4 separate regions of the Mus musculus genome follow, and regions 1, 2 and 3 are each linked to region 4. Evidence: chromatin loops called from intact Hi-C (ENCODE). Cell type or tissue: left cerebral cortex. All regions are shown on one strand. Each heading gives the region's core, and the rest is flanking DNA. Links, peaks and the distances in the headings are about the cores only.

Region 1 (7,499 bases), core at 1,309-6,308, 530 kb before region 4:
ATTATTATGGAGGTGGAGAGTTGGCTCAGCAGTTAAAAGCACTAGAGGAGCAGGTTTTGATCTCCTGGACTTATATGGTGGCTCACAACTATCTGGGACTCCAGTTCCAGAGGGATCTGATACCCTCTTCTAGCCTCTGCAGGCACCACACACGCATGGTGTGCATGGTGTGTGTGTGTGTGTGTGTGTGTGTGTGTGTGTGTGTGTGTGTGTGTACATGTATGCATAGCACCCATATACATAAAAAATAATTGTTGGAAGATTAGCCATATCATCCAGCCAAAGCAGCTCCACCCACTTTATACTTTGCTACCCTGGCTCATCCCTGAGCTCCCCAGGGGCCCTTCCTAGTTCTGTCTACTGTGCTGTTGGTTCTGGGATCTCAAGGGTCCACTAAGGCCCATGTGGTGCATGCAGCCTTGGCTCTAGCCTGATGACCACTGGGAGGAAGTGTAACACTCAAGACTCGGGAGCAAGTGAGAGGAAGTGAGGTTCTTGAGGGTGTGTACCCATGGAAGAAGACACAATAGACACTCACCTCTCTCTACTGTCTTGTAGTTCAGAGCTGTGAGGTAAGCAGCCATCTCCTCCATCTATTCCCCACCAGCACAGGCTGCCTCACCACAGCCCTGAAAGCAACTCAGCCATGTGCAGTGCCCATGGAACAAAACCTCTACAAGTCTGGGCCAAATGAACCCATCCTCCTTCTAAGCAGACTGGGCCAGTCTTTTGTAATGGGAAGCTGATTGGCACACAACTTTCTGCTCTCAGTGAAGATTCACAAGAACTAAGTCCCAGCTTGGCTCCCTGGGCATGTTCCTGACTCCTTGCTCCTAACAAGCCCTCAGCCTCTCTGGCAGCCTCCTGGGATGCTTGCTCCAAAGTCAAACAAAGAGTATGTTGTGATGTCCCCAGGGATCAGAGTCAAGGGGATGGGCAAATGTCACTACCTGTCATTCTCAAGACATATAGGCTTTCAGTGAGATTCACTTTCCACATCTAGAAAGGGCAGGGAGGAGATGCTGGCTAGTTTCTAATCTACTTGACACAGACATAGATCTGGGGAAGAAGAAATCTCAATTAAGAAACTGCCTCCATCAGACTGTCCAGTAGGCAAGTCTCTGGGGCATGTTCTTGGCTAATGATTGATGTGGGAAGGTTCAGCTCATCTTGGGTTGGATGGTGCCACCCCTGGGCAGGTGGGCCTGGGTCACATAAGAAAGCAGACTGAGCAAGTCAAGGGGAGCAAGCCGTACAGCAGCGTTCTTCTTTGGTCTCTACTTCAGTTCCTGCCTTGATTTTGCTCTGGTTTCCCTAAATTATAGACTATTGAAGGTCATGTAGACATATAAATCCCTCCCCAAGTTACTTTTTTATCACACCAATCAAAGCACACTCAGCTAGTGTGCCTCACCTGGCTGGCTATCTGTGAGGCTAAGTGACCTCTCCACCCGCTATAGAGCCTCACTTCTGAGTTATTGCCACTGACAAGTTACAGTTGTGTCATATGCATTCAACTGGCAAGAAATCAAAGGAGAAGAAGAGGGAGAAGGGGAGTTTCAATATATAACTTTCCCCCAGGTCCCTCCAAGCTACACCTGATTTTTACTGAGGAAAGGGGAAAGCATACCTAAACTTACAAGAGGACAAAGCTTTGTGTGTGTGTGTGTGTGTGTGTGTGTGTGTGTGTATGTATGTGTTTTCGAGACAGGCTTTCTCTGTATAGCTCTGGCTGTCCTGGAACTCACTCTGTAGACCAGGCTGGCCTCGAACTCAGAAATCCGCCTGCCTCTGCCTCCCAAGTGCTGGGATTAAAGGCATTCGCCACCACCACCCGGCAGGAAAAAGCTTAACTTTTTTTTTTTAAAGATTTATTTATTTATTATATGTAAGTACACTGTAGCTGTCTTCAGACACACCAGAAGAGGGCATCAGATCTTGTTACGGATGGTTGTGAGCCACCATGTGGTTGCTGGGATTTGAACTCCGGACCTTTGGAAGAGCAGTCGGGTGCTCTTACCCACTGAGCCATCTCACCATCCCTGTTTTTTTTTTTTAAAGGACAATGCATTTGTTAGTTTTCTATTATTATACCAAAATACCTGAGAAAAATAACTAATTTTATTTAGTTAATTATTTCGTGCTTGGCACTGGAAAGATGGCTCAGCAGTTAAGAGCAGATGCTATTTTTGTGGAGTTTGGTTTCCAGCACCTGTGCTCAGTAGCTCACACAGCCTATTACTCCATCTCCAAGGGACCTGACAGCCCTTAGGGCTCCATGGCTATCTGCACTCACTTGCACATAACCGTACACAAACGCATATTCACATAGTTTTGAGATATAATAACACATCTTTAACAGAGAAAAAAAGCTGGTTATATGTCTTAGTGATTAAGAGGCTGATCTTCCAGAAGGCCCGGGTTCAATTCCTACTACCCACAGGATGGCTCTCAATCAGGTGTAACTCCAGTCCCAGGGGATCCAACACCCTCTTCTGACCTCTGTGGGTACTGCATTCACATGGTGCATAGACATGCATGCATGCAAACCACTTGTGTATAAATAAACAAACAAACAAACAAACAAACAAATAAATAAATAAATAAATAAATAAATAAGAGAGATTTATCTTGTCCCTGGAGGCTGCAGTTCAGGGATGAGCGGTCAAGAGAACAGTAAATTATGGAGGAAAGATGTGCATCAAACAACTTATCTGTGATCTGAAGAGGGAAAGAGAGAGGAGAGAGATAGAGACAAGGCAGAGTCAGACACACACACACACACACACACACACACAGAGAGAGAGAGAGAGAGAGAGAGAGAGAGAGAGAGAGAGAGAGAGAGAGAGACCCGTGGGGGCATCTCCTAATCTCTTTCAAGGGCACACCCCACATGACGTAAGGAATTTCCATTTAAGGCCTTAATTCCCAAAGGTACATAGAATCTCCACTCTGGAAAACACATTTTATCACATCTATCTCTCAGACATACAGCATCCACATTTTTATCAGGTCCTACTTTCTGTTGAGGATAATTTAAGGATAAATTTCAAAGAAGTTAACTATGATGGAATTTGAGTTTTATGCACAAGCTTCAAACCCCAAGCTTCACATGTGCAGAATTCTTTCAATATCCTCCTAGAACCTCCTTTTCTAAACCACTAGATACTGGACCCTCTGGTGCTTCCTTTGAAACAACAGAGTCAATCCTGGGGACTCAGTGCCAACAGGGGAAGGAGCCAAGTCCACTCTGGAACGCTAATGCTTTTCTTTCTGCCACAAGGTGGCGCTGTGAAACAGCAGTCCAGAGGAGCGTGGTGAAGGATCTTGGGCCTGGTGGCTTCCTGCTGGCCTAGAGGTCCACACAATTTTATTCAGTGAGTCACCTCCAGTGGCCTCAGTAAGCTCTTGGTGGCCTAAGCCAGGAGAGAACAAACAGGTATCAGTTGCTAGTGGCAATGGGTGCCGAGACAGGTGTGGGACAGTGGGCCATGCCAGAAAACTTGGTAAGGTTGAGTTCATAAACCCTGGCACCCTTATACCTGAGGACAGTAGGTGTTTCATCTGCTCTCGACCAGATTCCTGGCCTGTAACACATGACCACAACTCCCCACTGAAAGAATGTGACCACTAGTCACAGAGCACAGAGTTCTCCATGCTAATGAGATATCTAGCTGGGACATGAGGGTTTAGCCAATAAGCTTCACTTCCTAGACATTTCTTCCTGCAAAAGATATTTTATCTCTGGCCCACCTTGAGGAAGTTTTATGCACCTATTCTCCATGATGAACAATCAATAAACAGTTTGGAACCAAGGACTGTCTCTCTCATCAAGAATAGCCGTGAGGCAAAGTCTTCATCATACAGAGCCATGCTGCCTAAGTCTCCTGTAGAAGCCCCCCTCCATGTTCCTGGACAGCAAAGTCAGAGTTCCCCCTCCCCCAGCCCTGGGCTCCCCATTCTGACTCCTCCCACTTCCCAGCAGGAGTCTGGGTATACAGGAATTATGGAACACCAGCTTTGGCCTCACCCAGGCTGGGGTCCTCATCTTAGGCTGTGTTCTCCTACCTGTAAGTGGTACGACACTTCCCACAAGCCCAACATCTGATGGTAGCCTACGATGAAATGTAGCCTAGTGTCTTTTGTCTATGGGAGCACAGTTCACGCACCCCAGTCGTGAGAGGAACTTAAAATGCAGACAGGAGCTACTAATGTCACAGCCATCAAAGTCATCCTATCTGGTAGGTATGGTCTGAATGTGAAATGTTCCGCCACAGGCTCCCACGTTTAAAATCTTGTTCTCAGCTGGCGGCACAGTTTTGGCAGGCTATAGAATTTTTCAAAGTGTGATCTGACTGGTAGAAATGGGCTCTAGGACCTTTGAAAATAATTTTAACCTGTTCCTGCTGCCATGATGGACTGAAATCTCCAAACTATGAGCCAGAATAAATCCTACCTCCCTTAAGTCACTCCTGTCCAGTGTTTTGTCATGTAGTTGACAAGAGACTCGAGGGTTTTTGCTGTTGCTGTTGTTGTTTAGATTTATTTTATAGGTGCAAGTGTTTTGTTTCCATTCATATATGTGCAGCACACATGTGCCTGGTGGCCATGGAGTTCAGAACAAGGCATCAGATTCCCTGGGACTGGAGTTTCAGAAGGTTGTAAGCCACCATGTGGTACTGGGAAGAGAAGTTGGGTCCTGTGCAAGAGCGGCGTGCCAAGGCTCTTATCAGCTGAACTATCTTTTTAGCCCCATTGTATTTGCTTTTAATTAATAGAAGTTGCTTCTTAGAAGTGATATTTTACTTTCTCATCTAGGTAGACTGAAGAGCCACTGAAGAACACTTATCATGAGAAACATTGAGTGGTTTCTGTTAGAGAAATGCAAATAGAACAAGCTCAGAAGGGTATTGCTGGGGATGGGGTGATAACAAGACTCCAACCCAGCAATGCAGCACTGTGTGGGGCGGGGTGGGGGTGGAGGATTTGATGCTAGAGCAGAAATTCTAAGTAAAATCAGTAATGGAGATTGGGAATGCTGTGGAGCAATCTCTTCCGGACTGAAACATATAATCCCGGAGGTAAATAAACTAAGTCCCAGGAAAGCTCTGGAACCTACCAGAGTCACAAGTACCCTCCTACCCCAAAGTCATTATTCTAGCTTGTTTTCTGTTGCTGTGAACTAAACACCATGACCAAAAAGCAACTGGGGAGGAAAAGGTTTATTTGGCTTACAGGTCACAGCCCATCACCAGGAGAAGCCAAGGCAGGAATTCAAAGGAGAAACTAAAGCAAATCCCATGGAGGAACTCTGCATGTTGGGCTTGTTCCTCCTGGCTCTCCTGGCCAACTTTCTTACACAGCATAAGTCCACCGCCTAACATGGTACTGTCTACAATGGGTTGAACCCTTCAATACCCCCACAGACATGCTGATCAGATGGAGGCGATTCCTCAACTGAAGTTCCTCCTACCCAGGTGTGTCAACCACAGTCAGCCATCATAGTTACATAAGCAGAGTATAGTGAGGGGAGGGACTATTTCTGTCCTAGTCCACTGCCTGCCAGTCCTGAGGACAGCCCCAGGGTTCCAGCTTTTGTGAGCTATGCCACCCACTGTCATTCAGGCACCTGTAAGTCACCCCTCACCCACACTCCTATAACTAGCCTAATACACTCATTGATCCACCAGGTTGGAATTTGGGTGGTATTAACGGAGGATGGAAAAGACCCTCTCCCATAATACAGAGCTGACAGCCCAGAGTACACGGAGCTAGTGGTGGAGGCCATCTGATAGCCTACGACCATGAGTGACTGGATGGGTCCCAGCTGTCATCCTCTGACAATCAAGTGTCTACTTCTCCTCAGCTGCTGTGGCAGCAAAGGAATGAAGCACATGCGAGCGGCCCTGGACGTAACAGTCTGCGTTTGACAGCCCAGACAAGAGAAGCTGCAGCCCTCCCTTCCCCGGCAACGTGGAGGGAGAGGGATAGAGCTGTGGACCTTAGTGGCACCACCCTCAAGTTTTGGCAGGCTTTCTCTTTCCACTCCCAGGATTGACACTTCTTTCTCAAGTGGTCCAGTTTTGCACAGTATTTGCATGCACACACATTCAGTAGCCAGGCTCTCTGTGTTAGACAAGTGAGGCAGAGACGCAGACAGACTTGGTCTCAAGAAGCTGAAACCGCTTTATTGGAACAGCAGAGGGCCCCAACCTTTGATGGGATGAAGACTGAGCTCGTCTAGAGGGGCCGGGGACACCTATATACATATAGGTAGTTGCTTTTGCTACCTAGGCATGTTGTTTCTGCAGGCAGGGCTGAGATGTCAGGTTGTGGCTAAGTAGTTCTTTAGGGTGGGCTATCACCCAGTATAGCCTGATACAGTTCCTCATGACCCGAGGCTGGTATCCAAGATCCTCAGAGGAGGAAAGAAAAGGAAGATGTCAGAGCCAGTATCCCACTGGACTCCAAGTGGCTCTAGGGAAGAAGATATTACCTTGAACACCAGAGTCAGAACTGTGGGCAGAGCATGGACCTCTCTAAGGCTCCCACTGCCTCATCCTCTGAGGTGCCATGCCGTGCTTCACGTCTGCTGTAGATTTGAATCATTCCTGCAGCTGTCTGTAGCCTGTGAGACCTGCTGCTCCAGAGACCAGCAACTCCAGCCTCCAGGACCTGCTCATGGGGTGGGGGTGGGGTGGAGACTTGCTCGGTTTGCTACCAGTGTCTCAGCAGCTGCTTTTCTAGTCTCAAAATACACTCATGTTCCTGCTAAACCACCTCTGCCTCCAAATTCAGTTCCTCTGACTGCCCCTTTGCACTCCACTCTTGCAGGGGAGGTGGGCCAGAACCTGAGAGTGACCATCTCAGTACTGTGGCTTTGGCTTCTCATCAGTTCCCTGTCTGTGGTGAATAGATATTTGTTCAACTCTCCCCAGGACATTAACATATGACTCTTCAACTGGGAGTGTAGCTCAGTGGTTCAGCATGACTTAACATAGTCAAGGAATGAGGCTCAATGGGTCAGAAGGACTGTGATACAAATCTGGAATGGAATGCAAAGCTGACTAGCTGAGGACTTGTCTAGCACATGAAAGATCCTACCTTCTATCCCAGCACCAAAACCCTCTTAAAAGCTGCTAAGGAATAGATTTTTACTTCTGGTTTTGCTTCTGTCAACAAGCTTGTTTTGCCAGAGAACAAACTGTAACCTTGTATCTTTTATAAACCCCTGATTGAGGTGGTTGGCGTTGTATTCAGGAATCCAGAGTTCTGAGCATAGAGTGGCAAGGAAATCTAAATAAAAGCTTCTTGCCTATAAAAATTATTAATGGGCAGAGTAGGGACTCCCAGACCTATAACAATTTGGGGGCTCTTCTGGGATTCTTCATTCAACCTTCTTTTTCTGGCCTGGATGCTAGGAACTAGAAATTTGGATATACCCAGTGTCTAGAGGGAGTCATGGGCAGGTTCTCAATGCTTAGATTATGAAAAATGAG
Region 2 (7,499 bases), core at 929-5,928, 120 kb before region 4:
TGTAAGCACGCATGTCTTACCGTTGTTTCTAGTTACTGCCTTTGGGGGAGACGACAGAAACCACTGAGAACCTCACAGTCCAAATAGCAATGTCAGGTCCACATCTGTAGAGTGATTGGTAGATGTGATGGATTTTGCTGTCTGAGCTGAGGTCACCACAGGAGCAAAGCTGTGTGTCTGAAAGGAGGGCGTAGAATGAGTTCCACCATTGCTTGGTAGCCCTGAGTCCCAGCTTGGGGCCATGCCCGTTCCCATTCCTGTCATACAGAAACAATGTACTCAAACAGAAATGAATTTGGCCCTATTAGATGTGTTTTGTCTCTTACTCATCGTTCACCTCTTCTGATTGGTGAAACAAGGGTTAAAGTCAACCCTGTTTCAGTGTTTTTATGTCCTCCTTGATTTGTTGAATTTGAATTTGGGTAATTCTGGTTCTATTCCTTTCTGAGGTCATCGATCCCTCTCAGCAACCCCTCCATCTCTTCTGATGAGGACTTGGGAGGGATTTTATGGTTTCAGTTCCTCCTTTTTCTCCAATTCCCATCCTCATCTTTCTTGGTGAACTCTCACACATTTGAGGAATCCAGTCCTACCCACAATCCACCTTTCACAGTAGGACTCAACCCCACAGGAAACAGATTTGTGTGCAGTAAGATCCCCTGGCAGATACCTCCTAGGCAGCTCAGCATCTCTGAACGAGGCAATCTTAGGCTGTACTCAGTCCCAGCCTGTGTCTCTCCCATTCCTGTGGTCCCAGAATCAGCAGCAGGCTCTGGGTGATAGGGCCTTGCAGGGGAAAATGGCCAGAAGCAACCAAAGGGCAGACACTTCCCTTCCCCGCCCCACCCCACCAGCTGCTGCTCCTGCCAAACAGGTCCTGGGGCCTCAGGTCACATGTCCAGCCAGAGCTGACTCTGGCACCGGTGGATTAAGCAGGGGCTCAGGGTTTATGACCGGTGCTGGCTTCTGACAGGGAAGAGGGCTGGAAAGGCTCAGCTGCAGGGACATAGAGGCTACTGTGGCCACCTCTCAGCAAGAGGTCCCACCCAGCACCGGACCCAGGTAAGGAAAAGCAACGCCCCACCCAGCTCTGGGTGTTATCTAGAAACTGAAATATCCCATCCCAGGTTCTGTTTATCTAGGTGTTTAGGAGGCTGGGAGATGATGACTCCCAAGCTCCAGCCTTCAGCATCTACCTGCCTGCCAGAGCTTGAACATGGCACAAGATTTCTACCCACTAGACCCTCTTCTCAAATGTGTGCTCTGGACTGGGAGGGAGTCTGGCCCTGGAGCCCCCTTTGGATTGGTGGTCAGTTCCTGGGCTGATAGGACATAGCCTGCTGAGAAAACAAAACAAGACAAAACAAAACAGCCTTCATTTCATCTCCATAAGAGGGGAGGAAGGTCTGAAGACCAGGCACCTCACTACCACCTCTTCTCCTACCTTACAAAGTGTGGAAGAGCAACCGGTCTCACAGATATGGAAACTGTACCCAGCCCCATCCAGCATTTCAGAGGCACACCCACGGGGACCTATGTGTTACAGGCTTGACTACTGGTCCTCAGTGGGTTTCTTGGGTTGTATGGCAAAAGGCAGTTCCTCCAGTGCAGAGAGCCCAAGGTTTTGAGAAGAAAGTCAGGGAAAAGCTAGCATCTGGGATCCCATTCAGCCATGCACAGCCCTCCCTACAATGTGCAATTAGCTTGTAGTGCTGGGATTGACTTGGCATTGTACTGTAGACATCACAGTGGTACCTGTTTTACTGTTAAATACCCAGAGACTCTAAAATGCTATGGTGAAGAATGTACCTTGAGACCCCAGCCCTGCCCCCTATACCCCTCAGGCACTTAGTCAATTCAGGCTGTTTTCACGGATCAATAACTGAGGTTCCTTAGTCTTCTGGAGTTCTTAGCTCCTGTCTCCGTCCTTCTGGGGCTTTCTGTGTTAATGTGCATGTCTCTTGCCCCAGTGCTTGCTAGGAAGTACAGATTATGGTCAGGAACTCTACCCTGGAACTGTGTACAGAGGAGAGTGTGTGCGCCCCTCCCCAGAACAAGTATGAAAAGCATTCTGGGGTGTCTGTCAGCTAAATATTGATCAGCCACCAAGGGTGTATTCTAAAGGACCCTGGGCAGCTTGCTGTGATTTTATGTCCACCCTCTCGGAACTGGGTCCCTGGTGGCCACCTCCCTCCAGAAGGCACACAGATTGTCAAATTCTGGCACCAGATTGTCCTCGTCAGCAGGGCTGGAGCCTGGCACGGGGCAAACAGTAGGAATTGTGAGCAGAAAGAACGACTCCTCTGTGCCCAGTAAGGCCCCAGGGCAGAGACTAGCCCCCTACCCCACTACCAGATGATTCTGGGTTTGGAGTGGGGGTGGGGGTTGAGGCCTAAGGACCTGGCTCAGGCCCAGCCTAGCTGCCAACTGGCCACTGTGTGACCTTGAGCCAGCTATGGCGACTGTCCTCCAGGCTCCTGACTCAGTGGGGTGCCCAGGCTGTGTCAGCTGCAGGAATCATTAGAAGCTTTTGTCCCCTTAAGGAACCAAACAAACTGTACAATGTCACCTCAGCCACCAAGACTGAGGAAGGTGGTTTTTTTCGTTCAACATTTAGTTGCTTATAAATACCTTATAGGCTTTTGAGGCACACCAAGAGGAAGCTGAAGGCAAAGAAAGCTAAGCCTGGCCTTGTGACATCTGGGCCTGCAAGTTTCTTATCGCTGGCCATTTACATATCTCCAAGGGGACTGGGTCAGGGCTTTGTCTCACCTTAGGTTTGAGAAAGGAGGGGTAGCAGGTGATCATGTGGGAGTCACAGGTCATACATATTAATTAGCCTTCACCTGGACTCCCTGCTCCCTCCAAGAAAAACAGTTGGCCTGGGGAGGTGTGGCAGGGACCAGAACTCACAGCCATTCAGTGGGCTAGAGCCTCAAACTCTTTCAGTTTTCACATGTTGAGTTCGTATACCCACACAAGAGCAGTTGGCCTGCACTTTTGCCCCACCCTGGACCTGAGGTCTGTGTCCACCAGAAGAGGCCCTGTGAATTCTTACAAAAGAACCCTTGGCAAATGCCTTGTGAATTCCGGTCAAAAAGAGCCGTGCAGCATTTTGCTTTTGCCCTTCTGGTTGTGCATCTGGTCAGGGCATCTCTGTGGAGATTCTAGCCCTCTGTTTGTCCAGCCTAAGCATTAAAAAGCCCCCTTGCTTCTGTGTCTGTTCCAAGAGTGAGGGTATGGACAAGGACTCACATTGAGCCAGCATAACTCACTTCACCCACAAAAACTTGTTTACAACCAGTAGCACTAAATCTGTGCTGAGCCTAGGGACAGATACACAGACAGCCTATCTTTATCCAGAGAAAGGGCCATGTTCCCTCACAGGTCACCCAGGAACTGAGTCACTGAAGGTAGGTTTGGGTTAGCCAGGTCCTGAGGCAGTAGTACCTCTGGGCTCAACCAGTCTCCAGGCTGGGCCAGCCAAGATGCAGTTCTCCAGCAAGGCAGCAGGTGGCACCAGCCTCTAGCGGTGGTGAGTAGTCTGGCCTAGCAGGCCTAGGACAAATGGGGCTGGAGACTGCTCCCTCCTGAACTTGCTAGGCTTCTCTGCCCCTCACCCACACACCATCCCTGAGCCCCAAATGCAGCTATCAACAACCCATCTTTCATCCCCTCTGAAGATTGTTCCACCAGCTGTGGTCTGGCTATCTTCTTAAGCCAATATAAATTTGCCCCAGGGTCTGTCCTAGAGACAGATGGAGACAGCTGTTGGAATCCCTGTTACAGGCAGTGGAGCTCAGGAGCTAGAGTGCCTGGGTTCAGATCCCAGCTTTGCAGACTTCAAGATTAAATGCTGGTTCCAGGAGAGTGAGCATGAGGGTCCCTGTGAGTGAGCCGGTGTCAGGCAGGGAGTGCTAGATGCCATGCCATTCTATCTGTGCACAGGAAGGACTGCTGGAACTTGGTGACTATGGTCAGGACTTACCTCCTCAGCTGCAGCATTAAGGTATCTGGTCCAGCACCCCAGCACTGCCTCTTGCAAGCTGAGCACATTTGGGCTGAATCTTAGGTTCCTAAGGCACCTGGCAGGGGCTCATGCACTGCATGTCAGAGCCTCAGATTGTGCTGTGGGTGGGGTGGGCTAGATGAGTGGGGGATTCTCCACTGATTCTGCCTTTAGACCCAGAGTACTCTCACCCCTTTAAGACAAGGTTGGACCTAAGTGTCAGTGGGGGCCTAGGCATGGGTAAGGCCATATGGACATCGTTAAGGCTGAGGACATTCCTTGCCAGCCATGTTTCTGAAGTATTTTCCCAAGAGTTCAGATAATTTTAATAACAGCTGCTGTCAGTCTGTTTCACCTCACTTTCTCTCAGTGGAATTTTCTGGAGGTTATGTGCCATGTTGGTTAATGGAATGGCATTGTTGTCTTTATGCTAAAAGAAAGAATGTCTCCTAATTTTTGGTATGGTAAGTATTGATAGCCCTCGTGAACAATTTGCAGATCCTCAGTAAAGATGGGCACGGTGCTACAAGCCTATAATCCTAACACCTGAGAGGTTGCCACAATAGGATTGTTGTGAGTTTGAGGCTAGCCTGGGCAAAATCAGTATGAAAAAAGAGCTTAAGACAGAAGTTTGAGTATCACTTGCCTATATTGAAAAAAATTAAAAATGTAAGAGTACTTGATAGGGAAAGGACAGCTGAAAGTTGTTTCAATGTGGGACCAACAGGGATGGTGGGAATCGCAGCCAGATAGATAGTGCTCAGCCAATCACAGGTCATTGACTCTGTCTGTACCAAGTTCCCATAGACCAGAGTAATCCAGGGTCTGTGATGAAGCCCCAAGTGCAGCTCAGCCACACCAGGCCATTTTGACTCAGAGCCACCCCCGGTGGCAGCTGCTGGCCTGGAGTCTCAGCATCTCTGTATGTGTAGGAGATTCTGCAGGCTACCTGAGATCAGATGCAGACACTAGGAAGGGTGAGAGCAGGTCTGAAGTCTTACGTCCCAGGCGTATCCTTGTGGTGAGCTCCAGGTTCTGATGAGGCTGCCACCTCATAGTCAGTGGTTGGAGGTTACTGTCCAGAGTTGGTTCCTGGTTCTTCTGGGCCTGACGTCTTGAGCATAAAGAGGACATGGAGAATTCCAGATAGCACCTTAGTAGTTCCCCTCAAATATAAAGAGCAGCTCTGCATGAGAACGTTTTACTCAAGCCTTGTGTCTCTCACTTATGTAATGTTTATTTACATGGTTAAGTACTCAAAGTACACCAGAGGACACTGGGGATTGTCCCCTCCCCTTCTCCCTCCACGCTGGGGACTATAGCAACACTTCTAGTTTCCAGTTGCCTGGCTCTTTCTTCTAAACTTTGCTTGTCATGGCTCAACTTCTCATGTCTTATTCAACATTTATGTTTATACAAGCAAGTATATATAAACATTATTCCCCTCATCTTTATTTTGCCTTGCTGGAGTTGGGCCCAGGGCTTCACCCATGCTAAGCAAGTACTCTGCTGCTGAGCCACATCCCAGTTCCTCAGCCCCCCACTTCTCCACATGGACTGTGAGGATGAGATCAGACAGCGTCTGACACCTTGTACAGCCTGCTGTTTCTCACTTGGCCCTAGGACATAGACATCATTATCTTCTATGTGGAGAGGGCTTGAAGTTCAGAGAGGACCTTAATTTGCCCAAGTTGCACAGCTAGAAAATGGCAGAGCCAGGAATCAAAGGCGGAGCCGGCAGGTGCCAGATGCCTCTCTGGCTGTATCTTCTACAGCCTCACTAGGGAGCAGCCCTCGGACTGGCTGTGTGGCTTTGTTTGTTCCCTTACTGTTCTGACTCCCACTCTGCTTTTCTATGGTTGAAACTCACCTGAAATGAATCTGTTGTAGGAAAAAAAGAAAGAACATTGGCTTTGAGCCCCAGCACACACACAAGGCAGGCTCAGGGGCTGGAGGTAGAGACACTTTGTTTTGCCTTTCTTCATCTCCTGTCTTGGTCTTCCCACCATTTTCCAAAAGAGCTTTGTCCTGCAGCAGAGCTTTGGTCCCAGTGTCCCACATACACAAGCCCTGATTGCTCCTCTAGAACCTGTGTGCTCTGTCTAGCGCTGCTTGGATCAGCTGTGTGACCCTGGGCAAGGGAATTAACCTGTCTACCGCCACTGCCTGCTGAATGGGATATGGTCAAGATTAGGTGCAGTCACATTTAGATACCTTAGCTTTGTCTTTTTGTTTGTTTCCTTTGTTTGTTTGTTGTTGCTTTTGCAGAACACAGTCCCCCCCAGTTAAGTGTCTTGCCCTTCAGTTTCCTATTGGTTTTGTTTACATTTATATATCTTTATATTGTATTATATTAATTTATTTTATAATTTATAATTATATATTTATACAATTTATATAAGTATATAATACATAACATATTTATTATTCTTTTAGTCATAAGTTGAGATGCTTCAGAGACATTCTTAGCCCATGCCTTCTAGGCACTATAAGCCCTTTAGAAAGAGGGCAGCTCCTTCAAAGGGGCCCCAAGCTGATGCCACTGCCACTGAGCCTATCCCATCCCCCATGCCTCCTGTGGCCACTCTTGCTTGTTCAGACATTAATTGGTTAGCCTGCAGCCATAAGCCCCAGGCAGTTCCAGCCCTGCCACAGAGGTACTTGTGGCTCTTAGGTTATTGGGTACTGCTTGTACTGTGTGACCTTGGGTCTTTTTCGGGTGTTTTGCACTGTCTGAGCCTCAGTCCATCCAGTATTAGGAGAGTCAGAGTTACCCTGGTCTCCTGGGGGAGTTCTCACCTGAGAAGGCATGCCCAGAATGGTAGTGCTGGCTCTGCTTGTTCATTTCTCATCCTGTGTGTGGATGGGCACTCCTAGAGGCTCAGCCACACAGGGGCACCCCAGGAACAACAGTGTATAGCTGACTGGCCACAAAAAGAGAAAATGCAAATAATGGAAAGTAGCCATTGTCCATGGCGTATGGGATGTATGGGTGGCAGGCTACTTAGCCAGGATGGCTCAGTTGTTAAGCTCCTCTTAGTGTCCTCAAAGCATGGAATGGTGTGGGAGTCAGGAAGACAACCCAGCAAGCCCAGCCCCTCTCCTGACTGTATGGTGTACTCAGTGTGAATTACTAGTAACCAGGGAAATAGTCTCTGAGGTGACACAGCTGGTGGCTGGTACGCTGAGCAAACACTATATGCTGGAAAGTATAAATTGCCTACCCAGCACACCAGGGGCCCAGCCCTTGATGTCTTTGCTGTTAAACATAAATTACGGTTGACTATGAAAATTGGTAGAGACCAGAAGGGTGTGTGGGTTGTGACACTTAGAAGATGCTGGCCACAGGATCTGAGAGGCCCCTTAGCGTATTCTGGGTAGCTCTCTCACTAGCCCAAGGCCCACATGCTTGCAAGGCTCTGAGATTTCTCCTAAGCCAGCAGCAAGCCTATGGTTAAATTCTAGCTCTGCCAGACTGGCTTGAAGCAAT
Region 3 (7,499 bases), core at 1,527-6,526, 50 kb before region 4:
CTGGGGCCAGCTGGCGAGGAGCTGCCCGCTTCACAGTGCCCCGAGTTCCTTGCTTATGCTCCACGTACTGTCTGTCCTCAGTTAAAGAACACTGTCTGACAAGGAAGGGGGACTGTGCTGCATGTGACCTGGCACCAGTCGTGTGGGGCTGTGCTCTCTGTATTGTACATTTACAAAATACACCAGTGTTACTGTTGGCAAATAGTTGGAGTGGTAACATTAAATATGCCGGCTTTTTTTTTTTTCACTCTCTCTGAGCTAGTGGTAAGTCAACCATGAACTTGAGATTGTTCTGAAAAAGACATGGCTGTTAGGTACACTCTCACTCTTTTTAAAGGGACACTTAGGAACAAACTCAAAGGAAGGCCCAGTTTATCTGGTAGGGTGGAGTGGGGCCTCCCTCTCTCCACAGTGTCCTGTATTCTCCTGGCTAGCCAGGGCTCTGGGCTCCTCCCATGTTATCTTTCATGTGTCCTAGAGACAAGCCGAGGATAGTGGGTGAGTTCTAGGGACCAGGCTTCTAAGCATACTCAGTCTTTCTCTGAGTTCCTAATTCAATATGTTATCGGATCAGGATAATGAGAGCTTGTGATCCTGTGTTGTTTTACAGACAGGGACCTGTCTTCATAGGATGTGCCTGGGCCTGCAAGTCACACAGCAGAACTAGCTTGGAAAGCATAGGCTTTTTTTTTTTTTTTTTTTTTTTTTTTACTGATGTCCCTTGTTGCCTGTTATTCAGCTATGGCATTGAGGCACTGAGTGTCTACACTTCTATTTACCACTGTCAGGATACACTTAGGGCCTTCACTAATGACCCGAGTTATTCTGGTCATCTGTGGAACTGGTGACAGATGGAATACCTTAGGGGAGGCAGCTGGTAACATCACAAAGGGCTTTGCAGGGACAAGAGTGAAGTTGTGGATTTGTATTTTTTGAAGCTCCCAAGTGAGTTGTAATGTGAAAATAAAGTTCAGCCTAATGTGCCATCATTGTCCCCAGCCGCCTGATGTGGAGCATGCTCTCTAGCACATTTTAAAGCCTCCGTGTTTTTTTTTTTTTAAAGGGTTAAGCATCAGGGTTTGCATCTGTGCTGTTCAAAGACTTGAGAGCCACCCTGTTGTTTTGTGATGGGGGAGGTGGGTGACTGCCATCTGCACTGTGAGGAAGACCCAGCCAAAGTATCACTGAGCCCAGGGTCCTGTGGGAGATCCCATAAATCCTGAACCTCACGTAGTGTTACTTTTCCAGGTCATTCTACTCTGGTCAGCAGGGCGTGGTCTCCAGAAGATGTGACCAGGCTTGTCCTGTCTGGACACAGCTTCCCCAAAGACCCCTAAGGAACTCTTGAAGGTGCTGCGGAGAGACTTAAATGAGGGGCCAGGAGTATTCAGCAATGTCCATCATGTCTGTGTCAGCAAATGCTGAGGCTTGGGGCTCTCTCACTGAGCTAGAGGGGAAGTGGCTAATAGGAAATACCAGGGGCTGAGAGCAACATACCGGGAAAAGAATAAGAAAAACCCAGCTAGCTCAGTCCTGAAATATTTAAGAGACTCAACTCTTAATCTGCCCATCCTCCACATTGGTCAGTGTGATGTGTAAAGCTGACCCAGGATATCTCTACCCAATACACAGAACTCCCAGTGAGGGTCCAATTCCCTGTGGGACTTTCCCAGAACACCCTTTGTTGATCTCCTTCAAAAGTACCACACTCATGGAAGTGAGCTATGCAGTCTGTTCTAGGCCATTCCAGTTCTCTCCCAGGTTAGACCTTACCAGGCTGCAGCCTGTGGCCATTCCAGTTCTCTCCCAGGTTAGACCTTACCAGGCTGCAGCCTGTGGCTCTCTGGAAGGGCTGAGTTACAGAGCAGGTTTCCTGAAGCTATACTCGTCATTTGTCTCCCTTGGGGGCAAGGGCTGTATCTGACTGTAGACCAGCCTACAGCTGGACTGGACAGAATGCCCTTGAAAATGATCTGTTGTTGGGAGATAGGGATGTTGGGTCAACACCACTAGCAGACAGGCTCAGGATGTGGCCTTCATCGCACTGTTAACATCCCCAACAGTGTATCTGACCCCTGCCGACCATGACAGTGTGAAGCCTGGCTAGGGAGACATAGAAGACCTGAGGCAGGGATTTTGTTCCTGTGACCATCTGATTGCTGCAGGCTGTACATGGGTTCAGCCATTCAGCTCCAGAAGTATGCAGTCCTCACCTGCTGGCTTCAACTGCTCTGATACCTACACATCCCTTCTTAGAACTCTGCATGGCCCCTTGATCCTATAAGCCCTTCCTTTCTGAGCCCTACAAGTCCTTCCCCTCTGGACTCCTTCATAAGCCCATCTCTTCCTGCTCTCCCTAGGCCATGTCATGACACCTGTAACTGAAATGATGTTCCTTGCTAGCAAGTACATCTGTGCTGTGAAGATCGCCTAGTAGATAGTATCCTATGTACCTTTTGTATAGATTTATGACTTTTAGAGAAACCATTTCTTCCCTCTATTTCAGTTAAAGCAACGTGATCAGGGTCATGAAAGAGGAAAACTCCCATTTAAATCTGAAAGATATCCAGGCATGGCAGTACAAGCTTGTAAATCTTGGAAGTCAAGAGGCTGAGACAGGAGGATTGCTCTGAGTTCATGGCCAGCCTGAGCAACGTAGTTCCAGGGCTACATAGCAAGATTATATCTAAAAAATAAGACAAAATAAAATACAAAACCAATGTGAAAGACAGACATTCAACTTAAATCTGAAGGACAGTCCCACTACAGTTATCACAGGCTACCCTCAGAGCAGATGCCAAGGAAGATAGAATCATAATTAAAATAGCAGGTAACAGAGGAATCCTTACTTGGAGTTTCCCTCCAGCTTTTGTGAACTACCCTGGAGAAAACAACATGCAACTCCATGTACAGCTTGGCCATGCACAGCATTTAGAAGAGCAAAAGACATAAAGACCACAGGTTGGTGGGAAGACAGCAGAGTCAGGATGAACCCACAGCACAATACAGTCAAAGGACTCTGGGAGAATGCCAGTGACCTCAGCCAGCACTTACCCTGAGAAAGGGTCCTTATTAGGAGGCTGTAAAGATAAGGGTCGGACTTCCACAAGCAAGCTTTACAGTGGGATTGTACTCAGTGCACTCACTGCCTAATTACACACTCAAAGAAATGTGTGAACACCTTTAGGGCCTGAGTTCAGAGCCCCAGCAATCATGTGAAAGTTGGGCATCAGCATTACAGGAGAAGAGACACAAAGACACGAGGACCTCTAGAACTCAGGACAGCCAGCCTAGGCATATCAGTGAGCTCTGTGTTCAATGAGAGACCCTATCTGAAAGGATAAGATGGAGAGCAAGTGAGAAAGATCCTGAATGTTGACCTGTAGACTCCATACATATATGCGCACACCCACATGAACATGTTCACACTCCATATACAGAGTGAAGAAGAAGGTAACTCTAAGGCAACCTACCTGTCCTGGTATTATCAATGTAACACAACCTAGAGTCACTTAGAAGAGGGGACCTAGTTGAGGAATTGCCCAGGTAAGACTTGTTTGTGGCCATGTCTGTAAGAGACTATTTTGATTGATGCTTTGATATAGGAGGGTCCAGCCTGCTGTAGGTGACATCATCCCTAAGCCTGTGGTCCTGGGCTTAATAAGATAGCTAGCTGAGAGAGGAATCAGGCCAGGGAGCATCTTAAGAGGCACTCTTCCCTGGCTTCTGCTTCCAGTTCCTGCCTTGAGTTCCTTCCCTCAGTGATGGGCTATCATCAGGAAGTGTAAGCTGAAATAAACTGCTCTCCAAAGTTGCTTTTGGTTCTATCACAGCAACAGAAAAAAAGTAAGTAGAGCACTTCCTTTCATGAAGCCAAAGTAAACAAGCAGTTAGGGATATGAAAACAGACATATGGTAAGCTCATGGTAAGAAGAACTGAGGGCTGGCAAGATGACTCAGCAGATAAGAGCACTGACTGCTCTTCTGAAGGTCCTGAGTTCAAATTCCAGTAACCACATGGTGGCTCACAACCACCCATAATAAGATCTGGCGCCCTCTTCTGGTGCTGTCTGAAGACAGCTACAGTGTATTATTTATAATAATAAATAAATCTTTGGGCCAAAGCAAGCAGGACCAACCAGAGAGAGCAGGGTTTACTGGAGCGAGCAGAGGTCCTAAATTCCATTCCCAACAACCAGATGAAGGCTCACAACTATCTGTACAGCTACAGTGTGTACTCATATACATAAAATAAATAAATCTTTTTTTTTTTTAAAAAAGAACTGAAGGAAAAAAATGCAGTCACCTCAGGAACAATGCAACTCTAATCACCAAGGGAAGAAGGGCTAAACCAGGACAGGGAGCCAACCAGGGTAGGTAGGTGGGTTGGGGAGCACCCTGTAGAAGCTGGGGTGGGGATGGGATAGGGGGTTTCTGGAGGGAAAACCAGGAAAGGGGACAGCATTTGAAATGTAAGTAAAGAAAATATCTAATAAAAAAGAAAACAAAAATAACAGCAACAAAACCCTGAAAGGATCCAAGAGAGTGAAACTGAAGGGTGGAGTCTGAGATCAGAGCACAGGGAGACATCGGAATGCCTAGTAGTCTGTAACTGGAGTCCCTGAAGGAGAGCCATGGAACAGGTAGAATGGTGACACAAAGCTGAGGGAAAACCATTGTCCTGAGGGCTCATCTCAACAGACTGCAAGAATGGATCAAGATTCCCTCACCAAGAGAAGCTATAAAGTCATTGACCTTGGCAGATAAAGAGGACATCGACTAAACAGGACCACCAAATACAGAGAGCACATCACTGATGAAGACAGACTGGCACTGGGAGGTAAAGAAACAGAGTGAGGGTCCTATGAGCAGCCAGCACACTCACACAACTCCTGTGATGATGATTGGGGTGTGGGCTTCACTGAGCTGAGGAAATTGGGTTCATTTTTTTTGGGGTAGCCCAAGAGAGGGTTCTCAAGAAGAAACCAACATCTGACCTGGTGACCGTCTGCAGCAGATCTGTCTTACCCTGACAAGGGGCTATCAGCAATCCATGGACATCCTGGATGGAGCAGAGCCCACACAGAGCAAGAGGCCTGGTCTGGCTTCAGGTGGAACACACATCTCTTGTCCTCAGACTCACTCAAGATTCTTGCATCTGGAATTCTGGACTTTATTCCAGAGATACCTCCAATCTTTGGCTCAGGACTACAGGTCACACCCCAGGCTCCCCATGGTCTCAGGCATGTGATTTACAGCTGTTCTGGGTATCTAGTTGGCACACAGCACACCATGGGATGTTGTAGGTCCCCAGCATCATAAACCAAATTCTTAAATAGATCCCCTCCCACATATCTTTCAGGCTCCAGAAACCAGGATACACTGTAAGACACCAGAGTAGAGTAGACGTGCAGCTCAAAACAGCAACCAAGCTACTATGTCTAAGTAGAAACATGCTCAAGTCTCATCAAAAGGCAAATAGTGTAAGAGTGGCTTGCATGTTATAATGTGCCATAGTAATTCAGATCAAGACTTCCAACTCAGTGACATTGAACGCTGAGTGCCTGGATTCAGGAGATGCTCACCCAGGAAAGTGCTTTTTGTATAAGCATGAGGGCATGAGTTCAATAGCTGGAATCCGGTGGGGGGAGGGGGGGAGAAGCTAGGCTTGGGCATGTGTGCCGATATGTGCCGAGGAAGCTGAGACATAGGTCCCTGGACTGGGACTCAGCAGGCTAGATTATTTGGTGAGTTCCTGGACTGTGAGAGAGTTTTTTTCGAAAAACAAAACCAAAAAAAGTCAATAATACTTAAGAAATGACACCTAAGTTTGGCCTTTGACCTCTCTACATACATGTGTGCATGCAGCATGCATTCATTTCTATGCCATGTTCCAGCAGGATTCAACAGGTTTGGATGGGAGTCTCCTTTGCCAAGGACCTGTTTGAGGAATACCCTTAAGTCAAGAGTTGGAGTGGCCACCCAGCTTTCCATGAAATCATGACAGGTTTGGATTGGAACTGCATTCAGTCTATAATGGATCAGAGAGCCAAACTCTGCCAGCTCTGCCCCTATTCTGAGGCACACATAAGACAGCCCATAGAAAGGCTTCATAAACAAATACAAGGGCACTCTCACACAGGCAAAGATGGGGTAGGGGCAGTAGTTTCATCTTGGTGTCTAATGATGTAAAAAGTGGCCTCAAAAACAAGACACAAAATCACATGGTTTATAGTGCAAATTCCCAATGAAGATATAAATTTAGGGCCATGTAGGTATCCAGTAATGCAGTGGCCACCTTCAAAAATCATGGCATCACTGTAAGGTCCTGCCAGGCCACCATGCCTCTACTTCAGACACATATACATGTGTGCATGTATGCAAACATGAATCATACCTGTACATCCACACAGGTACAGGGGAGGGGAAGGGAGGGGAGAAGAGACGAGAAGAGGAAATAGCTCTCACATATGTACACTCATACACAAATAGATTCAAAGACTTCAATACTAAAGATGAAACCTCTGTACCTTCAAGTTTCACTGTTATCCCTTGCTTGGACCAGCTGGTACTTACCAGACAGACTACAGGGCCATCCTCAGTGACAGAGGCCAGCCTTTGGACAAGGCCCACCAGCCACAGCAGCAAGAAAAGCTCCCCCTGCTGGCTTGCTGTGCAAACTCCTGCTCAGAATGCCAGTGGGCAATGGTTCAGTTCCAGACTTAAAATGGTTGATGTGCTCACTCACAAACCACCACCTTCAGGAAAGAAAACTCCCCCTTTTCCACCAGAGACTCTTGTGCCTGTGACGAGCCTGTCTGTCCTGTCTCCAGACTTCGGTGAGCCTCCTATCAGTAGTATAGCCATTTGCATGTTTATGTTGTATGTAAATAAATTCATGGCGTGTGTTCTCTCTCTTGGCCGTGTCCCCCTTGCTGTGGAGCTGTAAACACTCACTTGTTTGTGTGTTTAGTATTTCATTGCAAGGGTGTACAAGTGTTTATCAAAGCCCACACAGCATAAATCCACAGAGCCCAGAAGCTCAGAGAACTGCAAGCAAAAAATTCACAAAAACACCATCAGCACAGCAGCATCATACAAGGATCTGAGATAGAATACGGGCTGACTTGGCACAAGCCATGAGAAGCTCGAGCAGGGTTAAATGAGAAATAAATGTCAGCAGAGAACCCTGAAAGAAGCCTTTGCAGACACCAAAGGCAACAGTTGCGACCTCAAAGTGAAAAGCAACAGGTTCCTGAGACAGCCAGGCCCACAGCACACACAGAGCTTCCTGGGAGGTGCATAGCAACCAAGGAAGCCTCTATTTTAAAGGTATCTCCAGGAAGCTAAGCCAACACTTTAAATAAAGATTACACATGAAAAAATTCTGAACATGGACAGGAGCCACTAGGGTTGTACAAGGATGAGGGCAGAGGGTGGAGTGGGTAAGCCATTGTAGATGATGGAGAGATGGTGGCGGTGGATGGAGGGAAGGGATG
Region 4 (7,499 bases), core at 1,378-6,377:
TTAATTAATTAATAAAACCCCCCCAAAAAACCCAAAAAGCCCACTATTCTAGCATGTACCGGCTTCTATCCTCACTACCAATATCCAACATGAATGAATGAATGAATGAATGACCAACAAGAAATACAGTCAGAACCACCTTTGTCAGAACTCTGGGAATTAAGCCAAGGCTGTAGCAACCCAAGGACTATCAGGAACATTGTGACCTTCACCATATTAGTGACATTGCGAATCAGTCTCATTGCCTTTAGCCTGGAAGATGGGTGGCTGGGAGGGCTGGTTCCGTCTGCCAAGGTGATTAGATTAAGAAGTGCCCAGGGCATTGCTGAGGCATGACTTACAGAGATGCTTAAGCCTGTCTGTGGGTTGGGGTCTAAGGCTGGATAAAAAGAGAGAAAGGTACTTCCTGGACTGCCCAGATGCAAGCAAGTTCCGACCTGTTCGCCCGTGTGCCTGCTGCCTCACTGATATCCCTTAAGGTGCTTCTATCAGGTATTTGTTCATAACAATGAGAAAAGAAACTAAAACCTCAGTTCTCCTTGGGGAGAAGCAGCAACAGAGCTCCAGATGAGCCCTGGTCCTTACACCCATGTGAGGTTCTGAGGACACTCCCTCTGCAGATTGTCTGGAGACTGCTAGTACTGAAAACCTGGGAAACAATAACAGGCTGATGAAAAGGTTTAAAAGGGACTGCACGGGGGCAGGAGATGTTCCAAGGCCATCTAGACATGCAGTAGGGCTCACGTCCAGTGTTGGATGCAAGTTCAGAAAATGGCTGACAGGCATAGGGTGAAGGCAGGCAAGGGGAGGCAAGTACTAAGGGCTCTAGGGTGGGTGGGGTGGAGGGGTGCCCGGATTATCCCTCAGTGGGGACTGTGGACTGGATGGGTCACTTGGCAGCAGTGATAGCACAGAATGGTGTTCAATGACTTCAGAAGTCACCAGGCAGCAAGTAGCCACAGTACATCCTCCTCACAGGACACACAGAAGCAAGAAAGTACAACTCAAAACAGGAAGTGTTGGCAAAGAGGACCAGACACTGGCCCGGAGAAACCCTCAAGGTGGGTCTGTTAACATGTTTAAAGAACTCACGGAACCCCTTAGCCCAAACTGACAGAACTGGCAGGGAGTGTGCACACCCTGAAGACGCTCCCCTCAGGCAGAGAGCACAAATCCAAGGCTATGGAGTATGGTGTGCATGCTTCTGAAGGCAGCCCATGGCTAGAAAGACAGGCAGTGTCTAGAGCGATGGGCAGGGCTGTGTGTCACAAAGGGCCTCACAAGGGCCTCACAGGTACCAGAGGCTCGGGAGGAGGGAGGTGGGGATGAGGGCCAGCCAGTGACCCCAACAGGCCCTCCTGGGGCTGAGATTTGCCCAGTACCCCAGAACACTGAGAAACAGTGAATCACTATTATAGAATGTGTTGGCCACTACAAGATAATGGCCAAGCTCACTCCGAGATTCCAAAATAGTCCATCCAATCTTCCCTAGGGGACAGGGCTGAGAGAAGACTGCCCATGTGGGACAAAAACTGCCCTCTGCTGCATGCTCAGAAGACAGCCTGGCTCACAGCATCCAAGGGCTAAAAATGAACTTGCTTGTGAACGAAACAAAACAGCTCAAAGCTCTCCAAAGAATAGGCCTTCTCCCATGATTCTGGGAGGGACGGTGCGTCCCATAAGTTGGAGCAACAGAAAAAGAAATTGAGAGAATGAGATGACCACCGGACGCTGGGAAAGCAAGGTGCTTTCAGGACACGCACGAGTGGATAACTAAAGTGAAGGAACAGCCGAGGCAGCAGCCAACAAGGAGCAAACACGGTGCAAATGAGATGCACGTAGCCCAGGCTGGCCTCAAACTGGTTGTGTAGCCAAGGATGACCCAGAACTTCCGATCCTCTTGCTTCCTCCTCCGGTGGAGTGCTGAGATTACAGGTGTGCACTGCCATGATCATGTGGCACAGGGGACTGAATCCAGAGTTTCACACATGCCAGGCAAGCCCCTTACCAACGGAGCCACATTTGAGGATAGCTAAGCACATCCTGGATGTAAGCAGGAGCCAATGGACCAGTCCAGATACGCTGGAAAAATAAGAACTAGACAGGAAAGCTGAGCCAGCCTAGTGCCACAGGACCACCAGGCAGAAGGTAGTATTCGCGGCTGCTAAGCGTGTGTGTGTGTGTGTGTGTGTGTGTGTGTGTGTGTGTGTGTGTGGTCAAGAGAGATAATCAACTAAAGAGGCCCCTATTTTCTAAGAACTAGGTACCTAGAGGAGCGGTGTCACACAGCTGTGCTGGGTGCACAGGAAACACACCAGCACAGCCTGGTGGTCAGCACCTGTAACTCCAGCCACTCAGGAGGCTATGTGGGGGTGACCAATGCAGCCCAGGAATTCAAGATCAATCCAGGCAACACAGCAAGCAAGGCCAAACAAGCCTATCACTCCTGGCTGACCGCTAATTGTACTGAGATTAAGGTTAGTCACGAATGAGCTTCCAAATATACAAAGAAAGCAGGTCATGACAGAGAAGCAGAGCTTTCCAGCCAGGCTGACCCAGAGAAGTCCCTCACTGTATTGCATGGCCCGGGTCCCAGTTCCTAGCCCATAATAAGCCATGTATAAGAAAACGTCTACCACTACTGCCCAGAGAGATTGCAATTTTGTCCTGCTTGAATTTGGTGAAGTCCCTAAAACTCTAGAAACACACACACACACACACACACACACACACACACACACACACAGAATAATGAAATTACAGAAAATAAGGAGAGTGGGAAGAATTTCTCTGCCCTCCCTAGGTGTGTGTGGTGGCACTGAGGTGGTACAGGATGCCTGTAGGTATCAGAACCTCCAGTGCTTAAGTTCCTTATATAACATGTCACCTGCATAAGGGCAAGGCAGGCCTTTTAGTTGTGACACTGCCCAACACAGGCCTGTGTTATAGAAATGGCCATGGGTTATTCAGCTAATATGGCAAGTGCAGGGGTCTGTGGATATTCAACAGATACAGCTGTTTCCGCTGAATATTTTCAGTTCTGGGACCAGTCGGCTTTACAGATGAGGAACCCGCAGATACGGAGGGCGCCTGGATAGGCACTCCTTACCATGGTGCTTACTTAAATGTCTCCAGTGAAAACACAAACGTTTGAAGAATTTGGGCATTGTGCACAGCTCCTGTCTCATTAGCTGTGCAAATCAGTGGGGTGCAACCACCAAGTACAGCAGGGTGGGTGTCACACCCGGTCAACACACCCAGTACTAATCTGAAGGAGTCCCCCTCTACGGACAGACACCTCCAGTTCTCAGGGACAGGAGCAGAGGAGTTGCTCTGTTTGAGCGCCCTCTGCTGGCAGGGAAGAGCTTGGACACCGTGAACAGCCAGAGAGAATAGTCAGAAGGACCAAACAAGAAAAATAACAAAATAAAAAAGTATAAAAGGAAGCCTTTTGATCCAAAAGTCACAGATTCAGACCCCTAGAGAGCAGGGAAGAGAAATAGAAAAAGAATAAGAGATCAATCCAAGAGTATCAAAGTTTAAACATACTCACAGGGCAAACTTCTGAACGAAATTTACAAAATGGTAAGATTAGAGCCAGTGAGATGGCTCAGCAGGTGAAGGTGCTTGCCACCAGGCCTGACAACCAGAGTTCAGTCCCTGGGACCCACATGGTGGAAGGAGAGAACTGACTGAATCCAAGTTGTCCTCTGACTTCCACAAGTACACTGTGACAAGCAGACAGACAGACAGACAGGCAGTCAGACAGACAGACAGACAGTCAGACAGACAGACAGACAGACATCAGTTTAAAACTCTTAAAAGTCTAGAAGAAAATATTTGGTTGGGCATGAACTGCATGGAGGTCCCCCTGGGGAAAATGAAGCGTGAGCAGAAGCAGCTAACAGCAACCTTGCTGCAGTGCTCTGCTTCTCCACTAGAGGGCCCTAAGGCCCATGCAAACAAAAGACTGCACACCTGCCTACCGGCAGTGACCATTTGGCCTCACAATCCTCACCGCACATGCACCCTGGCCAGGGTGTGCAATGGGGATCAAGTCAGTCCCTAGCGTGGCTCAGCCTAGCAGTCGGCATCCAGCAGACATCGGCACCAGTCGGGGATATCCTGGCCCATCAGCAGGGACCTCCATGAAGGTGACTGAAGATTCACTGGGAATGTTCAAGTGTCTAATGAGAATACTGTCACTGGTGCCTCATTCAGGCACTAAACACTACCATTCAGAAGCATCCTACTGCCCGGAGAGATTGGCCTTAAACACAGGCCTGTGAGCACCTGCTCAACAGTCAGGTACTAAGCATCCCTCTGGCACAGCACACAAACTGATGCCCACTTGACTGAGACAGGGAGATTCTAACACGAGGCGGGTGGGCTGAGTTTCTGGGATGGATGGGTTGCCTCTTAGCTGCCCACTATGTAGAATAAGGAGAGCACATCTGCACTTTATCTTCTTGACTTTATAGAACATTCCGGTGGGAATGTACGGGAACCCAAACTCAGGGTTCGAATCCCAGTTTCTCCTCTTCGCAGATGTGTGACCTTGGGAGAGCAAAATACCATCCACCTCAGAGTATGAACGGAGCGCTGTAAGACCCTTTATCCTAGGGTACCTTCAGAGGTTTTGCTTACTACCAAAAATATTAAGAGAACATTTCTAGAAATAAAGAATTTGTAGGTTTTGTGCTCAGTTCTGAGCAGCATGGTGGACCGATTCAGTTAACACTACACTGTCCCTCCTAGAACATGCAGCACTCCTCGGCATAGGGATCTATGCTGCAGATGCTGCCCATCAGCTAGTCACCCTCTCAACAGTTGTTAGGGTGGCTGAGCTGTTGGCCAAGCAACGCTTAGTCTACTTAATAATGGCACAAGTATAGTGATGGTGACAATTGTATCACAGTATATGATTACACCTGCCCTACCTTAGGGGTGTTCATCTTTTACTGTGTCTAGTTCACAAGTTAAGCTCTACCATAGGTATGTATATTAGGAAAACAATCTATATGTCTGGATATCATTCCAGGATTCAGACACTCTTTGGGAACATGTTTGTAACTCCCTGCAATAAGGGGAGATCACTATACCCTTCTATAGTATATTTTCCTTACAGGGCACTTGGCCTGACTCCAGGCTCTTCTGTACTACTTTACAGTCGTGGTTCTTAAGCTACCATAGTACCAGCATGAGGCCAGCCAGCGTCAGGAAGCAGAGCAAGCTCATCTAGATATCTGGGTCAGGTTGGAATGGCTGCGTCTCTAAGTGGTCTCCGTGGCGAAGAAGCAGTTTGAAAACCTGAGTTTTAAAAGATTTATAGAAAGGATCTGGTAGACTGAGGGATCTTCTCAAGTCTGAACAACCTCTAGCTTGACAACCTGGAGCGCAGGGACAGCTCGCTGAGCCTGCCTTAGGGTGGTCAAGGATGATCTCGGGGTGCTGAAGGAGTTAACCATAACCCCTAGAGTCAGGCGCTCTGGGGTTCATCACAGGCAGAGGGAGAGAGATCAGCGGGGCGGGTCCCTGCAGACCTTTGGAGCGAGGATGCCACAAACTGACCCGCCCAGTGTGCCTAAGACAGATCCTGTGCCCCACGCCCCATCCCGAGGGCCATTGACGCTCCGCTTTCCCTTGGCTTCCCCGGCTCCCAGTCCAGCTCCTGCCCGCGCTTACCGGTCCTCTCCCGGCCGGCGGCGAAAGCGAGGCGGCCAGGCGCGCGCTGGACACTGTGGAGGCCTGCGGCGGGAGGAAGCGAGAAGGGCAGCAGGCGGGCCAGCCCCGCCCTGCCTAGGCGTCCAGACAGAGGGGCGGGGCCACAGGAGGGGAGGGTTGCTGGGCGAGTGTTGTGGGCGGGGCCAATCCACAGAGGTGGCGCTTGAAAAACCCAATTTTTAAAGCCTTTTAGTCAGGACAGCTCTCTGATCGAGCAGTGGGGTGTGCAGGGATGCTCCCTGGGTGCCGAAGGACCCAATGACACGCCTCAGAGGCGGTGCCGCTTGGGGTGGGGCCAAGAAAGAAGAAGCTAGACCCCGGAACAGGACCATGAGTAGGGCGGGGTCACGGGCGGGGCCACGGGCGGGGGCGGGGCTGGGCGACGGAGTAGCCTCCAGTAGCACACTGCAAGGGCCAGCTTCCCTTAGGATACACATTTGCCTGTTCAGTTTTCAATCTGACATTTCTGAATATTTCACCTTTGAACACTTGTGTATGTGTCATGAAAGTTCTTCTGTCCTTCAACATGTGTGATCCTCTCACTCTTATCAAGATACAGCCTTGGAAGACTCAGCCAGCAGTGGTGAGCCTCAGTGGACACCAGCTCCTACAATCTATCCCGTGCCCCCACTTATGGCTCTTGGCTGATTCAAGAATCCTGAGCCCTGGCTGGATTCTAAGCTGCCAACTGCACCTGCAGAAACCGGATGTGCAAGACCTGTAAGACAGTAGTTTTGAAGAATACAACACAAAAAAAGTATGACAGGGCAAGGCCCGGGGAGATGCAAGCCCAGTTCCTGGATTCTGTCCCCAGCAAATGAAAAACAAAACAAAAACAGATGACAGTGTTCCACATGTTAGGAGAATTTACAGACTGGATGGCTTACATTGTCAAAATATAGTGCTGAATTCCAAGCTCCCAAAGTGATTGCATTTGTCAATCCAGCTTATGTAAGAGGTAGCAATGAACAAGTGAAGTCACAGGGTGCAGTCACAATGCGACTGGAGTCCTCTCAGGAAGAGACCCTGCCAGCTCATTCTCCCTGTGTGCATGCAGGTGAGACATAGAAAGACAGTAGGAGGGAGGCGTCACCAGGAATAGCCATCCATGAACCTTGAACTCCATGTTGATATGCTTTCATTTATTGTAACAAAATCAACTTATACAAAGAAAAGGGTTTATTTTAGCCCATACTTTTGAAGGTTTCATAAAGGTTTAACGAGTTTGATTCCCAGACTGAGGCACTGTGGGCAGGTGGGGGGTAGCAGAATCTTAGGTCTGACTAGAACAGGGAAAAGCAATAACTGGTGTCACAGTCTTGAAGAGAACCCTGGACCTCAGCCCCTGATCCCTCCATCACAAACCCTTTGATTAAAGGCTGACCCAGAAAGCCCTGTGACAGTGAAAAGGAGAGGCAGAAAAGACAACAGGAGGTTCACTACCAACATGGCAACACGTGAGTTCTGGGAAACTCAGAGATAGCCGACTAGAAAGAGCAGAGAGCAGGACAAGGTCACCACCCACTAGACCTCACATGAAGCGGGTACTCCCTGAGGACAGAGGTAGCCAGAGGCGGGCAGGAGCAGAGCAGGGTGTCAGCAGGGACTCTGCAGGGCTTGGGGACATCAGCAAATAAACAAGCAGAGGCAATGAAGGGAGAAAGTACAGTCTTTAGGACTCGGTCCTCGGCCTGCCACTCACTGGCATGCAGCCTGGGCTGTGCAGAGCTGGTGCCCTTTCATGGGTGAGGGAGCCAATGGAGTGGAAGGCTAGA

The links. Hi-C counts contacts between places; a loop is a spot of excess contacts. Peaks named below come from ENCODE experiments on the same cell type or tissue, not always from the same donor. Only the 100,000 strongest peaks of a DNase experiment are listed, where the experiment ranks them.
Region 1: a loop joins it to region 4, with 5 times the contacts of the local background. A loop is called at or near these places in 2 of 42 quality-filtered maps.
Region 2: it touches region 4 in a loop (12-fold over the local background); 16 of 42 quality-filtered maps call a loop at or near these places.
Region 3: a loop joins it to region 4, with 2.1 times the contacts of the local background. A loop is called at or near these places in 6 of 42 quality-filtered maps.

The regions. Positions count from the first base shown.
Region 1 is chr6:91,135,892-91,143,390 of GRCm38, reverse strand. No RefSeq gene overlaps it. Among named protein-coding and RNA genes, the nearest start is that of Hdac11, 17 kb to the left of the region's middle. In left cerebral cortex, for the core only: a CTCF peak has its summit at 3,280 (motif pointing right); a DNase peak (open chromatin) is centred at 3,291.
Region 2 is chr6:90,724,865-90,732,363 of GRCm38, reverse strand. The region is part of intron 1 of Iqsec1 (IQ motif and Sec7 domain 1); the gene reads left to right. Among named protein-coding and RNA genes, the nearest start is that of Iqsec1, 82 kb to the left of the region's middle. In left cerebral cortex, for the core only: a CTCF peak has its summit at 3,513 (motif pointing right); DNase peaks (open chromatin) are centred at 2,196 and 3,506; H3K27ac peaks cover 1,507 bases.
Region 3 is chr6:90,653,083-90,660,581 of GRCm38, reverse strand. It overlaps Iqsec1 (IQ motif and Sec7 domain 1), which reads left to right. Exons shown (of 14, transcript NM_001134384.1): 14 at 1-984. Among named protein-coding and RNA genes, the nearest start is that of Slc41a3, 52 kb to the right of the region's middle. In left cerebral cortex, for the core only: a CTCF peak has its summit at 4,053 (motif pointing left); DNase peaks (open chromatin) are centred at 3,972, 5,097 and 5,296.
Region 4 is chr6:90,603,195-90,610,693 of GRCm38, reverse strand. It overlaps Slc41a3 (solute carrier family 41, member 3), which reads right to left and starts at 5,814. Exons shown (of 11, transcript NM_027868.2): 1 at 5,686-5,814. In left cerebral cortex, for the core only: CTCF peaks have their summits at 2,330, 3,352 (motif pointing left) and 3,951 (motif pointing right); DNase peaks (open chromatin) are centred at 3,332, 3,963, 5,259 and 5,906; H3K4me3 peaks cover 1,107 bases; H3K27ac peaks cover 684 bases.